2 separate regions of the Homo sapiens genome follow, and region 1 is linked to region 2. A link is an interaction called in ENCODE POLR2A ChIA-PET data of the cell type or tissue named here. Cell type or tissue: PC-9. All regions are shown on one strand. Each heading gives the region's core, and the rest is flanking DNA. Links, peaks and the distances in the headings are about the cores only.

The links. ChIA-PET counts read pairs that join two places held together with the same protein. Peaks named below come from ENCODE experiments on the same cell type or tissue, not always from the same donor. Only the 100,000 strongest peaks of a DNase experiment are listed, where the experiment ranks them.
Region 1: POLR2A ChIA-PET joins it to region 2 with 10 read pairs; 2 of 35 experiments call an interaction of 5 or more read pairs at or near these places.

The regions. Positions count from the first base shown.
Region 1 is chr15:92,154,444-92,162,983 of GRCh38, forward strand. SLCO3A1 (solute carrier organic anion transporter family member 3A1) reads left to right here. Exons shown (of 10, transcript NM_013272.4): 10 at 8,313-8,540. Among named protein-coding and RNA genes, the nearest start is that of ST8SIA2, 240 kb to the right of the region's middle. In PC-9, for the core only: no CTCF peak of the experiment used is centred there; a DNase peak (open chromatin) is centred at 4,238; H3K27ac peaks cover 841 bases.
Region 2 is chr15:92,902,287-92,910,826 of GRCh38, forward strand. The region is part of intron 2 of CHD2 (chromodomain helicase DNA binding protein 2); the gene reads left to right. MIR3175 (microRNA 3175) reads left to right here and starts at 2,113; the gene lies at 2,113-2,189. RefSeq lists enhancers at 1,646-2,845, 1,707-1,886, 2,167-2,406 and a silencer at 1,957-2,006. In PC-9, for the core only: no CTCF peak of the experiment used is centred there; DNase peaks (open chromatin) are centred at 2,065, 4,555 and 5,235; H3K4me3 peaks cover 5,790 bases; H3K27ac peaks cover 7,060 bases.

The DNA of each region.
Region 1 (8,540 bases), core at 254-8,253, 750 kb before region 2:
TCTGTAGCCTACTTTAATTTTATTAGTTTTCACATAAGTAGGTGGATGTGGCCAGTGTCTGCCATACTGGACAATGAGGGGGCCATCTTTGATGCACCACCCTCATGGGTCAGAGTGAGGAAATGGGATAGGGGAACAGGAAGACCCTCTTTCCAGACACTTGGGTGTAAGTGAAGAGGGCAGGAGCTAGAAATGAATGTGAGATCGGTCTCCCTTGTTGCTTTACCCACCAAGAGCAAGGAGTTGGTAGAAAGGGCCAGGGCAGGGCTGCAGAGGTGTACTGGTCAGTGGGGCTCTGGGAGTGGCCCCAGCACCCTGGAGTAGAAGCAGGAGTGTGGCAGGAGAGTGGAGCCAAAGAAGCTGAGGGTGATGATCAAAGTAGGGCTGAGATGGGAGAAAGGAGAGAGGACAAAGATACAGGAACTGTAAAAACTAGTTGTAATAAATAATGGAAAAAGAACTGGAGGATGTGGCCAAAGCCTCATTGTCTGACTTCGAGATTATGGAAGTGGAGCAGTTCTGACCAATGACAAAGCCCAGGGTGTTGCTGGCCAGAGAGGGACAGGGGTCAAGAGCGTGGATGTTGAGAGTGAGTTAATGAAAGGCTCACATGGACAAGTTTATGTTGTTGAGTAGGGGAGGAAGACACTGAGCTGGAGAAGGGTCAGTGAATTCAGAGTAAACTGAACGATCTACTCATAGCAGAATTCCTGGTATAATTGAGTCCATCCTCCTTTATTCTTCTGCAGGTGTCTTGGCTACTCCTTTTCTCTCCAGGCTGTGGGCAAACTCTCTGCTCCTGAGTTGGTCTAGAATCTTGTTCCTGGGGCCACTGCTTGCCAGGGCGTTACACCAAATTAAATTATTGGAAACATACATGTGCTGAGACTCTTCCACATCCAAGGTGCTGTCTAGGGGCTGCTCAGGGTGCACAGATAAGTAGGTGCCAATATCCTGCCTCTGGCGGCTGCAGTAGGAGAACAAAGCAAGTGTGGGGAAGGTGTGGGGTTGGAAGAGTTACAGAGGGCCTTGATTTTCAAAGGGAGAAATTATACTTGGCTGAGTAGTTGCCAGTGTGGAGCAAATGGGGGTTTCAGATGGGAGAGTGAATGTACATTCAGAATTCTGCTTTAGGTAGAGCAGCAGGTGAGCAGGGCATGAGGTTTAGCAGGATGCAGGATAACCCATCAAAAGCATTGAAGTGAGAAGCTGACCACCAGCAAAGCAGTGGGTTTGAACGGTAAAGACAGATGGGAGCCACATAAGAGACAGCATCTATTGAGATCCCCCCAACCCAACCGACCTAAGTGAAAGCAAAAGAGAAGCAATGAAAGCTCAAGATGAGGCTGAGGTTTGGAGCCCCTGGGACTGAGGCTATGGAGAAGCCTTTAATAGAATAAGAAACAATAGATCAAGTGTCTCAGGGTGTCATTAGGGATGAGCTTAGCTTCCACAATACCACTACAAACTCCCCACATACACTGACCCTGCCTCTTAATTTTCCAGCCTGCCCGCCTAGCCAAAAGCATAGGGAAGGCCCTCGGGGTGCATTTCTGTAGGCAGGGGTCATTCCTGAGCAGATTGTCCTTGGTCTGGGGTGATTTGTGAACTACTCTGGAAAAGTACATCCTAGACACTCCTGCTGTGGCTTGTCAGACATTTGTTGAGTTCCTGCTGTGAGCATCGTCTTGCATATGCCAAAGTTTATAGGCAAGTGGAAAAATGAACGTGTTAAGTGCTGCTTTGGAAGAAGCAAGCACAGCATGCCCAGGGGCCCCAGGTGAGAGATGAGAGGGAGTGAGATACGGCGGTGGGATGCATGGAAGACCCCTTCCACTTGCCTACACTTTTAATTGTTCATTCGGCGAACATATGTTAGGCGCCAGCCATGTGCCCTGGCTCTGTCAGCAGTGGACCTCACCTCCTGATGTACCTGCACCACCCATGATCTGCCACCCTTACCTGTACTGAGATGACATCCAGTATTTACCATGGGCCCTCTAAAGTCAGTCACACCTGCTCTTGAGCCTAGCTCTGCCTTTCCTGACCATGTGGCAGATTATTTAAGCTCTCTGGGCCTTACCAACTTTAACAAGGGGTCCAGGAATGAAAGGAGAACATAGTAGCTCCTGCAGACTCTCCAGTTTAAGAAAAGTAAATGTCAGGTATCACTGGAAAACAGCCCAGATTCTTTCTTGGCATTGCTGAAGCAGAGAACTCATTAAACCTTCCAGGAGAATACACTTTTCAGCATCTCCCTTTCTAGCTGGTGCTGGACATAACAGTAATTCCACCAGGTTGAATAGAGATTCCATGGTGAATTCAAGTCTTGGCAGGTAAGCCAGAGAGAAACAGATATCTTTTTAAATGTAAGTGGCCGTAATTTTCAGCTTCCATTTTGTCCCGTAAAGGAATTTGAACTTATTTTTCTTACAAAAGCCTTTCAGTTCACCTTTTAAGTTTAGACCAAGGAATATAAATAGGCCCAGCCATTTCAACTAAGAGAGTAAATTAAATAGCCAATATATAAGGCCCTGAGGTTTAATCTCTGTTAATAGATTTCAGGAAAACAGAGACAGTGTTCTTAAACTGTGCAGCAAGTTATGCATTGAAATATATATAGCTGCAATTTAAGCCAGAGTGTAATAGTAAGATTCAGTCCTTTTAATATTCCCTCTAATAGCGGGCAACAGCATTGAGCCTGCACATACCTTCCTCAGCACAGGGTGGGTTCCCAGTGCCCCAGTGATGGAACCCTATTAACACCTGCTTCATCCACAAGTTCCTGCCCAGAGGACCTAGGGAGAAGACAAGATAAAAAAAAGAGAGAGAACTGCTCTTGCAGGCTTTGGGGAAGACAGCATTTCTTCAAAAGACACAGTTACTAAAGAAATACACCACCATCATCAAGCTCCCTTGTAACTAAGGACTTAACAGAGTGAAGGTGCTCAAAACCAGAGAGGACACTAAAGTACACCTGGCCCCCCCCCTTGTCCTCCCTTCTGGACACACCTGATTATCCTCTAAAACTTATGATGATGTGGAGAAATTTTTTTTTTTTTTTTTGAGACCAGTCTCAGTCTGTCACGCAGGATGGAGTGCAATAGTGTGATCTTGGCTCACTGCAATCTCTGCCTCCCAGGTTCAAGCGATTCTCCTGCCTCAGCCTCCCGGGTACATGTACAGAATTCTTGCCAGTGGGGGTTATTATTCACTGAATCACAGCTTGAAAGGTTTTCTACAACTCTTTCTCTAGAGGTGGTGAACTTAGGACGGATTTTCATTTACCCAAAAGAGTTCCTGAACACGGAACAAAAGCCAAACAGCAGCAAGGGAACCAGATTTTTGGAGCGCCCACCCTGTGAGGGCTTTCTCAAATGGCATCCCATTGATTCTTTACAAAAGCTCTGCCTGAAGGTATGATCGTGCCCATTGTATAAACAGTGAAACTGAGATTCACTCAAGTTGTGTGAATCACACAGTTCCCAAGTGGCGGAATTAGAATCCAAGATCAGCTGTCTCTGGTTCACAAATTTGCATTTCCTCCCAGTCACCAAAACTCCAGATGTGAACTCCCTGTCTGAGTTCACATCAAAGCCTACCACGATGACAACTCCGTGTCTCTTCCTGCTGACAAGCATAGTATCTGCTATTACTGCCTCAGGTGTCCAGCGAAATACTGAGTTTGTTTACAAAATAAGTCTCCCAGCCTTCTCTATGTATTAGCAACCCCAGAGAAGGAAGGGCTGCCCGCTTTGCAAAGATCAAACCCCCTGTGTGTTTCACCCTCTGCACACTTCAAAACCAGGCTTCTTCAAGCCAGTTACGCCAGGAGCTTAGCAAAAGGGTAAATAAAATGTTCTCTGTATCCCTGGAAATCCCCAATAAGAGCTCTAAAGTCTTCTCAAATCAACAAAGTCTGAATTAGAAGGAAGGAGATTATTGGGTTTGGAATTTTGAAATATCAAACCTGGAACAAATAATCTCACTCTCAGTTTATTTGTATGTGAAATAAGGTGGGGCAGGGGGAGTGGTTATGGAGGGGACGCATAATGGATGTGGAGCACTCTATACAGTCCTGGGTAGGGGGTAGTTAATGATACTACTTAGCATGACAGTTGCCAGTCACACTGTCACAGTCTCCCATTTGTCTATGGGGAACCAGCTCCTTGCAGGGACTGCCTGAGTTTTTGTTTGGTCCAACTGAGTGACGAACATATAAGGATGTGGGGCTGGGCGTGAAAATGAGTCACCAAGGTGGAACTCCCTTCTGTGACTCATCAGGTGAGTTCCAGAATGGCAGAGGCCTCTAACAAAAAAGATGCAGTCCGTTCGTCTCTGGTATTGTCCGCACACCTGCAGTTTAGGGCCTGATAGCTAGACCTCCCCTTTGGGAAAGAATTTTAAGTGAATAAAAAGGAAAAGATGAATTTGATGGAAAAGAAAGCCAATATTTTCACTATTCAGAAGTATAAAAGGAATCTCACAAAGGTTATACTTAAGGTACTCAACCTAGAGTTTATTCTAAAATACCACCCCAAATCCCCTATCTAACATGAATAAGGTGGCAAAAGTTCTGGTTGCATGGCAAGATCAGACCCTTGGCGAAACACTCACACACACACCTCATTTGTGTAGTGTTTACCTTAGCCCTTACCAGGCAGGGTGGTATTAACTCCATTTTAAAGATGAAGAAACAGACATTGAAAGATCAAGTGACTTTCTCCAGGACTTTTGGCACCTTAAAAGTTCTTTCATCTCAGCTGGGTGCGGTGGCTCACGCCTGTAATCCCAGCACTTTGGGAGGCTGAGGCAGGCAGATCACAAGGTCAAGAGATCGAGACCATCCTGGCCAACATAGTGAAACCCCGTCTCTACTAAAAATACAAAAATTAGCCGGGCGTGGTGGCAGGCACCTGTAGTCCCAGCTACTTGGGAGACTGAGGCAGGAAAATCACTTGAGCCCAGGAGGCGGAGGTTGTAGTGAGCCGAGATCATGCCACTGCACTCCAGCCTGGCCACAGAACGAAACTCTGTCTCAAAAAAAAAAAAAATTTATTTCATCTCTACCACAAATGCACTCTGAAATATTGAACAGAGCATAGCATGAAAAACTTTGGTAGGTTTTTTTTTTTTTTTTGGAGATAGGATCCCATTCTGTCTCCTAGCCTGGAATGCAGTGGCGTGATCATGGCTCACTGCAGCCTGGAACTCCTGGGGTCAAGTGATCCTCCCATCGGCCTCCTGAGTACTTAGCTTTCAAATTGTTGTTTAGAGGTTTTGTCATCTGGTAGTGGAGCTTGACAATAGGCAAGATATAATTGGCATATTTATCACATAGCAGTATGCCCTACTTAGAAGACAACCAAGTATTATAAGAATTCTCACTCAGGTACATGAATGAGTTGCACAGTGGTATTTTGGGGGGATATTTTGGTTTTAACAATTATTAACGAATTTGGTTCCTTTATGTTGCAAATTTCCTTTGATGTGCTTAAAATATGACCTGGTTTGCACCGACCTGGAATTTGTATGCAAGTATCCATGCATTATAGAGCAAGGGACACCTGTACCCTCAGTTCCTTCCAGCAGCAAAGCATTTACTAGAGGTGTCCTCTCTAACCTTGGCTCCCCGTCACCAGGTGTTGGGTGGCTAGAACAAAGTGAAATGACCTCAAGAAAGGTCACAAGGAGGGAGGAGCATTTGGGAGCTAATCACAATATAATGATTATGCCCCGTGCAGAGATAGAAAGGTGAATGGATTTGCTTTGCCCTGCTGTGCCACAGAAACAGGCCACATTAGTTCCATTTATCTCTAGGTCCATCTGTAATACACACTGGCTCCAGATCTTCATTTTTTACATAAATAACGTGGTGTGTGGCTTAGTTTCTATTATGCGGTTGCCATGGCAGTTCCTCCAGTTGGCTCTTTCAACTGGAGTGAAATGAAAAAAGGCACTTGTTAGGGGGCAGGGAAAACACACAGGGTTGGTGGGGAAGGGCTGAGACACCTGGGCAGCCTTTGGGATCACAGGGAATGCTACGAATATGCGCTTCCATTCGGCAGGACCACAGCCCAACCTGGCAGCTGGAAAGAAGGAAACAGGTTGTGTGGGATTTTGAGCTTGGAGCTTATTTATTAAATCGAGCTGCTTGGGAAGTTTAATGAGATTTCAACCAGAAATCTTCTCCGGGGCTTCTCTTTGGGGTATCAAGCAGCGGAGGTGAAGAGTTCCAAGGAGAAGTACAGAGGCACCTGGGCCGAGAGCCTGGAGCTCTGCCAAGCTCATTAGCACTCATAGGGTAGCAAAGCCCCGCTCTCACCCGATTCCAGGCATGTCATTAAAACCGGGGGAAGGGCTGCTTCCTTCATTAAGCCTTCCCTCTCTCCCCAACTGCCTTTGGAGGCCCCACAGAATGGAGGTGCTGCTGTGCTTATAATGCACATGCTGTTATTCCAGCAATCATGGATGGACTTCAGGGGCCTATGAACCCCCTGAGATACAGGTTTGATTTTATGGGTAGGTGCATTTTGCTGGGCTATGGGTCTAGATCTCATCAAAATCTCAGAGGGACCTTCCTTAATACAAAATGAAATTCAGATGCTCTAGGACTAGCTCTGCAAGGAACACTCCAGACAGAGGTATAGAGGCCCTGGGATCTCAGAGTTGGCCACACCTAGTTCCAGAGATCACTTCCTCCTCCTGCAGTCTGTCACTGAAGATGGTTGGCACTTTATTCTGGCCTCAAGGGGACAGTTTTTTTGAACAGTTAATTTGCATTAGTGACTCATCTGTCACTTTCCCATAGTACAGATGACACTCTCCCCCTTCACTCAGAATCACCTGGGAATGTGAAGGTGCTGAGGACTGTGCTGCACACCAAATGCTCTGATTTCAGTGGTCTGGGATGGGACACCCTGGATGATGATTGTCATGGGCAGCCAGGTCTGATAACTCGGATAACAGCAGGCAAAGAAACACAGAGAGGAACAGGGAACGGAAGTAAGGAAGGGGAACGGTTTTCATCTCATCTGCCATTTTTGGTGACTGGTTGTAGGTACCGGAAATGCTCTACCGTGAGGGTTTCAAAACTGGTTACCAACTCATTCTGAGCTGGGAATATTAAATATCCAGGGGAAGCGAAGTTGTCAGTATATATGCAGATATTTTCCATTTAAACTATATGTGTATACACACAGATGTACTCAAGTCCAATTTGTGGTGCCTGCACTCAAGAGCACAACAGCCCTAAAAGCCTCAAACAGAAGAACACCACACACAGTATGCCGGCGCTTTGCAGTTTCCTCTGTAGAACACCACACACAGTATGCCGGCGCTTTGCAGTTTCCTCTGTAGAACACCACACACAGTATGCCGGCGCTTTGCAGTTTCCTCTGTGGAACACCACACACAGTATGCCGGCGCTTTGCAGTTTCCTCTGTGGAACACCACACACAGTATGCCGGCGCTTTGCAGTTTCCTCTATGGAACACCACACACAGTATGCCGGCGCTGTGCAGTTTCCTCTATGAGACTACGCTGCTTTCACTGACACTAACTAAGAATGTTTCTCTTCAAGGAAGACCGTCTTGGCCTTCTCAGGCTCTCAGCAGAGGATGATGATGATAATAGCAGCTGTCATTCACTTTACATGGTAAAGTGACACAGTACACACTGTTCTAGATGCTTTTTTTTTTTTTTTTTTTTTTTTTGAGATGGAGTCTTGCTTTGTTGCCCAGGCTGAAGTGCAGTGGCACGATCTTGGCTCACTGCTACCTCTGCCTCCTGGGTTCAAGCAATTCTTCTGCCTCAGTCTCCCAAGTAGCTGGGACTGCAGATGTGCACCAACATGTACCACAGTGCAAATTCCAGGTTGTCTCTTTAGTAGAGACGGGGTTTCACCATGTTGGCCAGGCTGGTCTCAAACTCCTGATCTCAGGTGATCCACCTGCTTCAGCCTCCCAAAGTGCTGGAATTACAGGTGTGAGCCACCATGCCAGACTGATGCTTTCTATGTGTAAAGTTAGTCTTCACAGCCATCTGGTGAAGACTGTAGTATTATCATCATCCCCATTTTGCAGATGAGGAAACTAAGGCAGGAGGGCTTAAATAACTTGCTCAGATTTGTACCATAATAAAAAGGCAGAACTGGGACACAAACTCATGCGCTTTGCCTCCTGAGCATGTCTTTGAGCCACGGAGTCAGACATATTTGCCTAGCAGTGCTATAAGAAAAGCTAGGCAGAGACAGGAACAGGGGAGCACTGGCCACCAGATCCAGAACCTTAACATTCTTTTCCCGGTAACAGGCTTCATCCCTCCACCCCTCATCTTCGGGGCTGGCATCGACTCCACCTGCCTGTTCTGGAGCACGTTCTGTGGGGAGCAAGGCGCCTGCGTCCTCTACGACAATGTGGTCTACCGATACCTGTATGTCAGCATCGCCATCGCGCTCAAATCCTTCGCCTTCATCCTGTACACCACCACGTGGCAGTGCCTGAGGAAAAACTATAAACGCTACATCAAAAACCACGAGG
Region 2 (8,540 bases), core at 440-8,439:
AAGATGTTTTTGTTGTATGACCTCTGTATATTAATTTTTAAAAGTACATATGAATGCATTTTTTGATGTGTTCTTTATGCATTTTCATATTATAAATTTTAAATCATGCAGTTTAACAAGGATGTGATTCATTATGTGGTTTTCCTTCCCAATTTTTACTTTTCTAATTTTTATAAATAATACACTTTTCTATTAGGCTAGTGAATTTGAAAGTTTTGAACATGATGTGTTACTAATATGCTGAATTCTATTTATTTTATTTGACTGAAAGCATATTGAGCCTTGCTTTAGAAAATAAGTTACCAAATTTTTTTGCATTGAGTTGTCACCCAGTTTGTAGTGCTGTCTTAATTGAATTGCCCATGTAAATTACTAGATTAAATTGAGGACAGAAAAGTTTTTTACTCATCCTAAGCTGTTTTTTTCTGGAAAGTAATGACAATTTGAAGAAATGAGAACCTCCAGATATATTTGGCAAATTATTAAAGATTCAGCACTAAAATTGTTGCTCCCTTGAGTGTATCATTTGCATAGGTCTCACATGGGTTTTGGCTCTCTTATGCAAGGTTTGTGGTTAACATCATTGATCAGACTGTGCTTTCTAATTCTAAAAAATTGAGCAGTGTTGGTATTCTTTCAGTATTTTTACTCTCACCTGGAAAACTACCTGGAAGTTGTCAGGCATTTGCTTACTGGTAGTGGAGGTTACAGCTGTACATGAAGCATGTACTGACTGTACTTTTAAATTGGTTTGTCAAGTATACTTTGAATCATATACCTGATGGATGTCCAAAAATATTTAAGACTCTTTGAAAAGAAGATAGTTACTTTTAAATTAGTTACCCTAAATTTCATATCTTAATACATGTACATAATTATGACATCACTTCCTTTTAAAATGTGCAGCTGTAGAATGTTAGTGGTGTTTTAATGTGGTAGATTAATATTACTTCTACTGAGCTGAACTGTCCCTGTAATTAGTACTTGGTTCCTTCTGCCATCAGAGTTTTTATTGCCCAAAGTATAGTGTTTAGGGAATACTACGAAAATCACCTTTGCAGCCTGAGCCACAGAAGAGGAAATGAGTTTGCAGGTCAAGTAAACTTTGGTCTGAGAATTACTTTAGTATCTGGAAAGAATGAGTGCAAGTTTAGGTAAATCTGGTAATACCCTGTTTTTGGAAATAGTGCAGTAGTTAATAGTGGTTATATAAGTTTGTATTTTAATTTGAAGTTAATGCTAAAGTCTGTTATACTTTATCACGATTTTTGAAAATTAAAAACTTTAAAAAACGCGATTTTAAAAACATTTGATTGATATTTGTAAAATTTCTAAGTATTTAAAACAAAGTTCTAATGATGGACATACGAGAAGTATACCATACTTTTTATCTGAATAATTTGCAGCTTGGGGATAACTTAAGTAACATCAAAGAATGAAAACGGGACTGTGTGCACACAAAGAGTTCAGTGTGTTCTCCACGGCACCACGTTAGCAATTTATCTTAAGAATTGAACGAGTTTATTAAATTTATCTCCAAATCGTCTGCCTTTGAGCCAGATTTATTTTTATAACCTGAGGTGCGGGTAAATCCTACAATTTTCAGGGGCGCTTTACCAGATATTCTAAAAGGCTGGGGATGATTAGAAATGGCATAATGCAGTTACTTGTGTACTAGAACAGGCAGTTTAACTGGCAGCCATTTTATGACGCTGATAATACATTAAAAAACGGGATTTTGGAGAAGACTGAATCTAAACTAATAGAAATCTGAAATACCAAAGCCTATTTCCTTCCCCCTCTCTGCTCTTCTGGGGAACTCTGGTGCCGACATAAAAGGCAGTTCGATAGGGCACGCAGCAGCTCTTTGAGCCCCTGGCATCTTGATGCAGGTCCAGCTCAGTCACAAAATGGCTGTTCCTTTGTGCCGCAGCGCTGACAGACATACTGCATTGCACTGTGTACTCGCCAAACAGCAGGAAGTTGCCGTGCCGAGTTCAAAGGCCGGCCGGCGCCGGCGCGGGGTGCTGATTGGCTGTGCGCGCGCCTGGTAACAGCAGGGTCAACGGCGGCGCCTTCGGCAGCCTCCGCCCCGTGACGTCAGACGGCTCCCCTGGGGGGCGGGGAGAGAACGCAGTGACGTCTGGCCGCGTGCGCATGTCGGGCGCTTTCTCCTCCCCCTACCCAGGGAGCCGCACGCCGAGGGGAAAAGGAAGGGAACTCTAGTTGGGACTTTCCGGTGGGCGGCTTCTTTCCTGGACGCGTTTGCTCCTGGCAGTCTTGTCCGCCCTTGCCTGTAGCGGTCCGCACCCTGTAGTGTGTTCTTTTGCCCATTTCCGGGAATGGTTTATCCTCTTTGAGAAGCGGCTGCTTTTGGAGAAAAAGTGCAGGCACTATTTATAAATTTTAAAGGCACTATTTGGAAATCTTAAAATAGAAAATTTGCCCAGTTTTACATTTTCCCTTTTCATACCTTAGCGTCCCTTCTCCCCGCCCCCGTTCAGTGTGAAGAGATGAGTGGGTTTAATTTTGTTACAATTGACCAAAACGTTTGAGTGTCAGAGGCGGATACTTTTATTTTAGTGAAAACCTCTTGACGGGTGTTAACAGCTGTTTAATACATGGCTCATAAACAAAGGGAAGATTATTTGAACTTGTCCCCATGCGTTTTTACTTGGTACCGTACATTTTCTCAGTTGGCATTTGATGGAGAAAAACTCAGGTCAGTATGTGCTAAGTACTATATATTTAAGATTCACAGTGGGATAGTTTAGTAGAAAATAGAAAATTTCACGTTCAATAACATTAAAAAGTGGCAGAATACAGCGTTAGGCAACCATTACTATGTAAGTAAATGTCAGAAAACTACTCTTTTAAGTGTTAATAGCACTTGCTAATGCAGGGTGACTGACAGCTTGGCTGATAGTGGGGTCACTTGGCCAAATCTTCGCAATTATCTTCCCTAGGCCTCCATTTCGGGAATTCTGAGTCCCGGTAAACGGTTGGGTTTATGCTCACTGATTTGCCTTGTTTGGAAACCTTTACAAGGATTTCTGGTTAAAACTTCATCGTTCAGCAACGATGTCTTAATAATTAAATTACACATACTGAATTTAAGCAAGCAAGAAATTCAGTGGATTTATCTACTGTGGACAAAGTTTTTTTCCTGCCATACTAGAGTTTTTTTAGCAGTTGGAGTAGGCTGTCCTGTAGTTAGCCATAGTTTAGAGTTATTTTAGTAAAGTGTGTTACTTCAAAGGAGATGTTGACCCTTCAGTGCAGGTGATATTTGCTTGGGCGTATGTCAAGTTTCTGAATACAGTCTGTGAAAGTTAGAATTCACTATGATAGTGAGTTTTGTAGGTTCTCATAATCTAGGTTCTTTGGGAAGAATTATTTGGATAGTTTGTGAAAACTAGCTGAAATTGCTTTTTCTGTTACAGAGAAGTGTTCATCAAATAATTTGTACCTGATTTTAAAATTATATGCTCAAATGTATATTGCGTATAAAATGCTAACAGAGAATTAAGTGTTTATAGAACTTGATGAACGTTTAACTGTAGCTTCCAACTTAAAGTATACCTGCCACAAGAACGAAAGTAATAATCTCACCTCCCTTTTTGTGTAGAGACTGAATTCTAATTAGTTGTGTTAATAGTATTTGCTGAATACCTTTCAATTCCTAAAACTGGGGTCAAAGTAGTCAACATTGCAGTTAATTATTTTTGAAGAGGATATGAACTATTCTGTTATTTAAGATATTTTAACCTAAATACCATTATGAGTTAAAATGCATACCATGATATAACAATTTACCTATTAACTGTTGACAATCTTGCAGCCAATTAAGTTTTTTATAGAACCAGTGTTCTTAGGTATGTTTGTTGAGCCTTCTACTTTTTTTCCCTTTGATGTGGGGAATAGCATCAAGCAGCAAGAAAAGAGTGTTGATCGATTTCTCTCTCTTTCTCTCTCTCTCTCTGTATCCTTGCCGTTTAAAATATGCACTTTCCAACTAGTATTTGGCCGTTAGGGAGTTAGTATCTTTGTAAAGATTAAGTCAGCAGAGGAAGGTGGGCAAATAATATTTTTGATAAAGACTTTTGGTTGTGACAGTTGTAGCAAGTTATTGCTTGAGGAGTGAATCTGGAAGTTTATTTGAATTTTAACTAAAACTCACAGATTTTATCATTAGTTTACTCTCCCTTACCCCCAAATAAAACAACTGACAGTTATGAGAGACCTCCTGAGACCACCTGGTATTTCCAAACTCCTATCATTTCTCCCATAAAATTTGATACACTAAGTTTGTTTCTGGTATAAAAATTGAGTGACTGCTCTGTGTCAGCCATTAAATTTTTTCTTGCTATGAGCCATCTTTTTTTTTTTTTTTTTTTTAAGATCCTTTAGTTTTTAGCTGCTTCTTGGTAACCTTAGAACTTTGCTTCCTTGAAGAACTTGGCTTTCTTGATATGGTGTCACTTGAACAAAGAAACTTAAAAAAAAATTCCTCTAAGAGTATTTTGTGTACAGGTGAAAGTAACTTTGTGGCTTGGTTACACTGGGTGTGTCACAGCTGAGTAACTCCCTCCTGCACTTCAGCTTGACTAAGCGTTGAGTTCACATGTATACCTTTGCAAAGCTGCCATTCACAACTTGTTTTGGAACTTTAGGGTTATCAGTATAAAGCCTGAGTAACAAAACTTAGTCATCCAATGTCCAGGCTGGATTGTATTTTTATTTTGTGATCAGTAATTCAGCACAATGCTGGAACACATTACTCACATTTGTCTTATGACCCTTTTCTGTAATCAATGGAATCTTTAATTGATAAAGCAAGTCTAGGGGGAGAGACATTTTTTAAAAAAAGCTCCTATATACTGAATATATTTGAGCCCTGATTATGAAGTGAGGGACAAGGCTTTTCTTTTTGAAATAAATGATGGAGGACATAGATATGTGGTAGCCATTCATGCTACATAATTTAGCATTTTATTGTTAATATGTTTGGTTATGGGTCTTCTTGTTTGGTATTTCAACATGTTCTGGACTGGATATCATACTGAAAAGTATTTCAGTTCTCATTACTGAGTCCCTGTAGTTTGGGGAAAATGTGATCACTGATCTTGAAGGAGAGAATGTTTCAGAAGCATCCGGCTAAGGCAGGATTGTAGAGATAGTCTTGATTTTATACTTTGGATTTAATTCTGATGAGTCATTTTGTCACTTGTGTATGCTTAACTGTTACCTCTGTGCCTGGCAAGAGCTAGGTATGAGTTCAGCTTTTACTTTAGTCCTGAAAATTTTTGTTCCCAGTTTAGGCCAGTGAAGAAGCACTTATGATTGGACTTGTAATTTTCTCATTTTAAAAATGTAGATAATGGTCATCTTCATTGGGTCATGAAGATTAAATAATATAGTGCCCATAAAATGCTTAGCAAAGAGCCCATCACATTAAAAGTGCTCAATAAATGTAAGCTTTTAGTAAGGTTATTTTATTCTTACTGTTTGTTTCATCTTACTTTCTTGCACCCCTCCTTCATATCCTAAGTTCTTCTTCAGGAGCTAGGTTGGCCCTGAGGAACTCGCTGGTTGTCTTGGCCTACCAGGAGAGTTTGTTTAGGCCAGTTACAGGAGAGATTTGTGAGAATGATTTTAGGAGGCAAGTCCTCATTTAGTCAGCTTGGGTGCGTTTTACAGTTCATCCTCTCTTAGAATTTTTTTTTTTTTTTTTTTTTTTTGAGAAGAGCCAGCCTTTTGAGAGAGCATATGACTCTTCCTGGACTACAACAGCTTCTTGTGTGAATCACAGCCCGGCTTTTGCCAGTTAGTCTGAGTAGATAACTACCCACCCCCACTCCCCCAAGCTGATAATTATTACCCTGGTTTATCCTCTGTCTCATTTCCCCTCTCAAGCTGTTAGAGAATGAATACTGAATACTGTGGTGCACTGCTCCATGGATATAAATGTAACAGCAGTAATATTTACAACCAATGTCTAATTGGCTGTAGCTTGCTTTCAGTGTTCAGTCTAAACCATAGGACTATATATTTGTCTTAGCATAATGCCGAACATGCAAGTCTGCTTAAACTATAGTCTTAAGATTTGTGTGTTTTGGGTTTCCTCTACTTCCTCTATTTCCTGTCTTTTTTGGGTTATAGGTCAGATGGGTTCTACTTTTTATTCCCATTTCAGACTGTGGAGAGCTTCTAAAAATACCAGTGTCCATCCCTGCCCCTAGGATCTAGTTAATTTTTAAAAGCTCTCTGTGTTTCAAATTTGCATGTGTTTCTGTATGTTTGCAGTATCTCCGTGTGTTTTCAAATCTTCTGATGGAGCACTTCGTGTACTTTAACCCTTGGTCTTTCCATTGCCTGTCCCATTTTTAAATTCCCTTTTTAGTCTTAATAGCTGCTTGAGTTAGGACCTCTGGAAGCAAAAGTGGGATAGGATGCTGACGGGGAATTGTAGGCTTGATGGAAGAGGATGTTTCTATATTAAATGTCATGGCAGATCCAGTTCTAGGCATACCTTTAAAATGTATACACAGGCTGGGCGTGGTAGCTCACTCCTGTAATCCCAGCAGTTTGGGAGGCCCAGGCAGGCGGATCACTTGAGGTAGGGAGTTCGAGAACAGCCTGGCCAACATGGTGAAACCCTGTCTCTACTAAAAATACAAAGATTAGCTGGACATGATGGTGGGTGCCTGTAGTCCCAGCTGCTTGGGAGGCTGAGGCCGGACAATCTCCTGAAGCTGGGAGGCGGAGGTTGCAGTTAGATGAACTGACACACCACTGCACTCCAGCCTGGGAGACAGGGTGACCAAAAAAAAAAAAAGAAAAAAGATAAAAAATGTATATGCAGGTGGGCTTTCTCCCCTCAAGATTCTGAATTCCTTGTAAGTGTCTTCTAGTCGCTTTAAGCTCTTGTGGTCGTCTCTTCCTTAGTGTACTCTCCTTACATCCTTTGGAAGTTTAGATTCTAGAATTATTTACTTGGAATGCAGTTACATTCCATTCTAAACTTCCTTTCCCTTGGGTTTATAAAAACATTGGTGGGTTGTGAATTGTGACCGACATTGAAAAAATACAAAAGAATGTGGTAATAAACTCCAGGGTGTATCCCATTTGTATGGGTTGTTTCTAAGTCTAGCAGTGCCTGCTAGCTGGTAATCTTTCACTTTGGATTTTTTGTTGTTGTTGGGACAGAGTCTCACTCTGCTGTGCTGGGATTACAGGTGTGAACCATCATACCCAGCCTCGTGGTGGTATTATAGATGCCTGAGGCTGGATAATTTGTTATTGTGGGGAGCGTCTCATACACAGTGCGGTGCTGCAATCCCAGTCTCAGGTGGGATTTTCCCACCTCTGCCTCCCAAGGAGCTGGGACCACAGGTGTGTACCACCCCACCTGTCTAATTTTTGTAGAGATGGGTTTGGACCATGTTGCCCAGGCTGGTCTCTAATTCTTGGGCTCACCTAGACCTCCGAAAGTGCTGGGATTACAGATGTGAGCCACCGTACCTGGCCTTCACTTTGGATTTTATCAGGAAGGAATATTGTACATGGTGAACATTTTGTAGAAAAATACCAAAGTAGATTTATATTTATTGAGTGCTTACTCTGGGTAAGGGACTGTTTTAAGGGTTTTACGTGTGTGTGTGTGTGTGTGTGTGTGTGTGTATGTATATATGTATATATATACACATATATACATATATATAAATTTTTTCTTTTGAGACAGGGTTTCACTCCCATCTCTCACACTGGAGTGCAGTGGTACAATTTCGGTTCACTGCAACCTCCACCCTCCAGGCTCAAGCAGTTCTCCTGCCTTAGCCTCCCTAGTAGCTGGGACTACAGGCACATGCCACTGCACTTGGCTAATTTTTTGAATTTTTTGTAGAGAGGGGGTTTCGCCACGTTTCCCAGGCTGGTGTTGAACTGGGCATGAACCACCATGCCTGGCTATATGTATATTTTATTTAATATGAAAGTCAGTATAGCAAAAATGTTAGTAACCCTCCTAAAGTTAACCAACTCACTAAATGAATGATTACATAGTCCTCTTCCTTTAAAGGCCTGTGGGTGACCTTAGGTCCTGCTGATCTTATTTATTTTTTTGAGACGGAATCTCACTGTGTTGCCTAGGTTGGAGTGCAGTGGCGCCGTCTCAGCTCATTGCAACCTCCGCCTCCCAGGTTCAAGCGATTGTTCTGCATCAGCCTCCCGAGTGGTTGGGATCACAGGCGTTTGCCACCATACACCCAGCTACTTCTTACTATTTTTAGTAGAGATGGGATTTCACCATGTCGGTCAGGCTGGTCTCAGACTCCTGACCTCAAATGATCTTGCCACCTCCGCCTCCCAAAGTGCTGGGATTACAGGGGTGAGCCACTGCGCCTGGTCCCTGCCGAGCATTTACTACCCATGCCGTTCTGTTCCTTCAGTTCCATTGTGTGCTTACCAAGGATTAGTAGATACATCTTGAATTTGTTTATGCTGGTTGTACGGTCATGTGTTGCTTAGCAATGGAGATA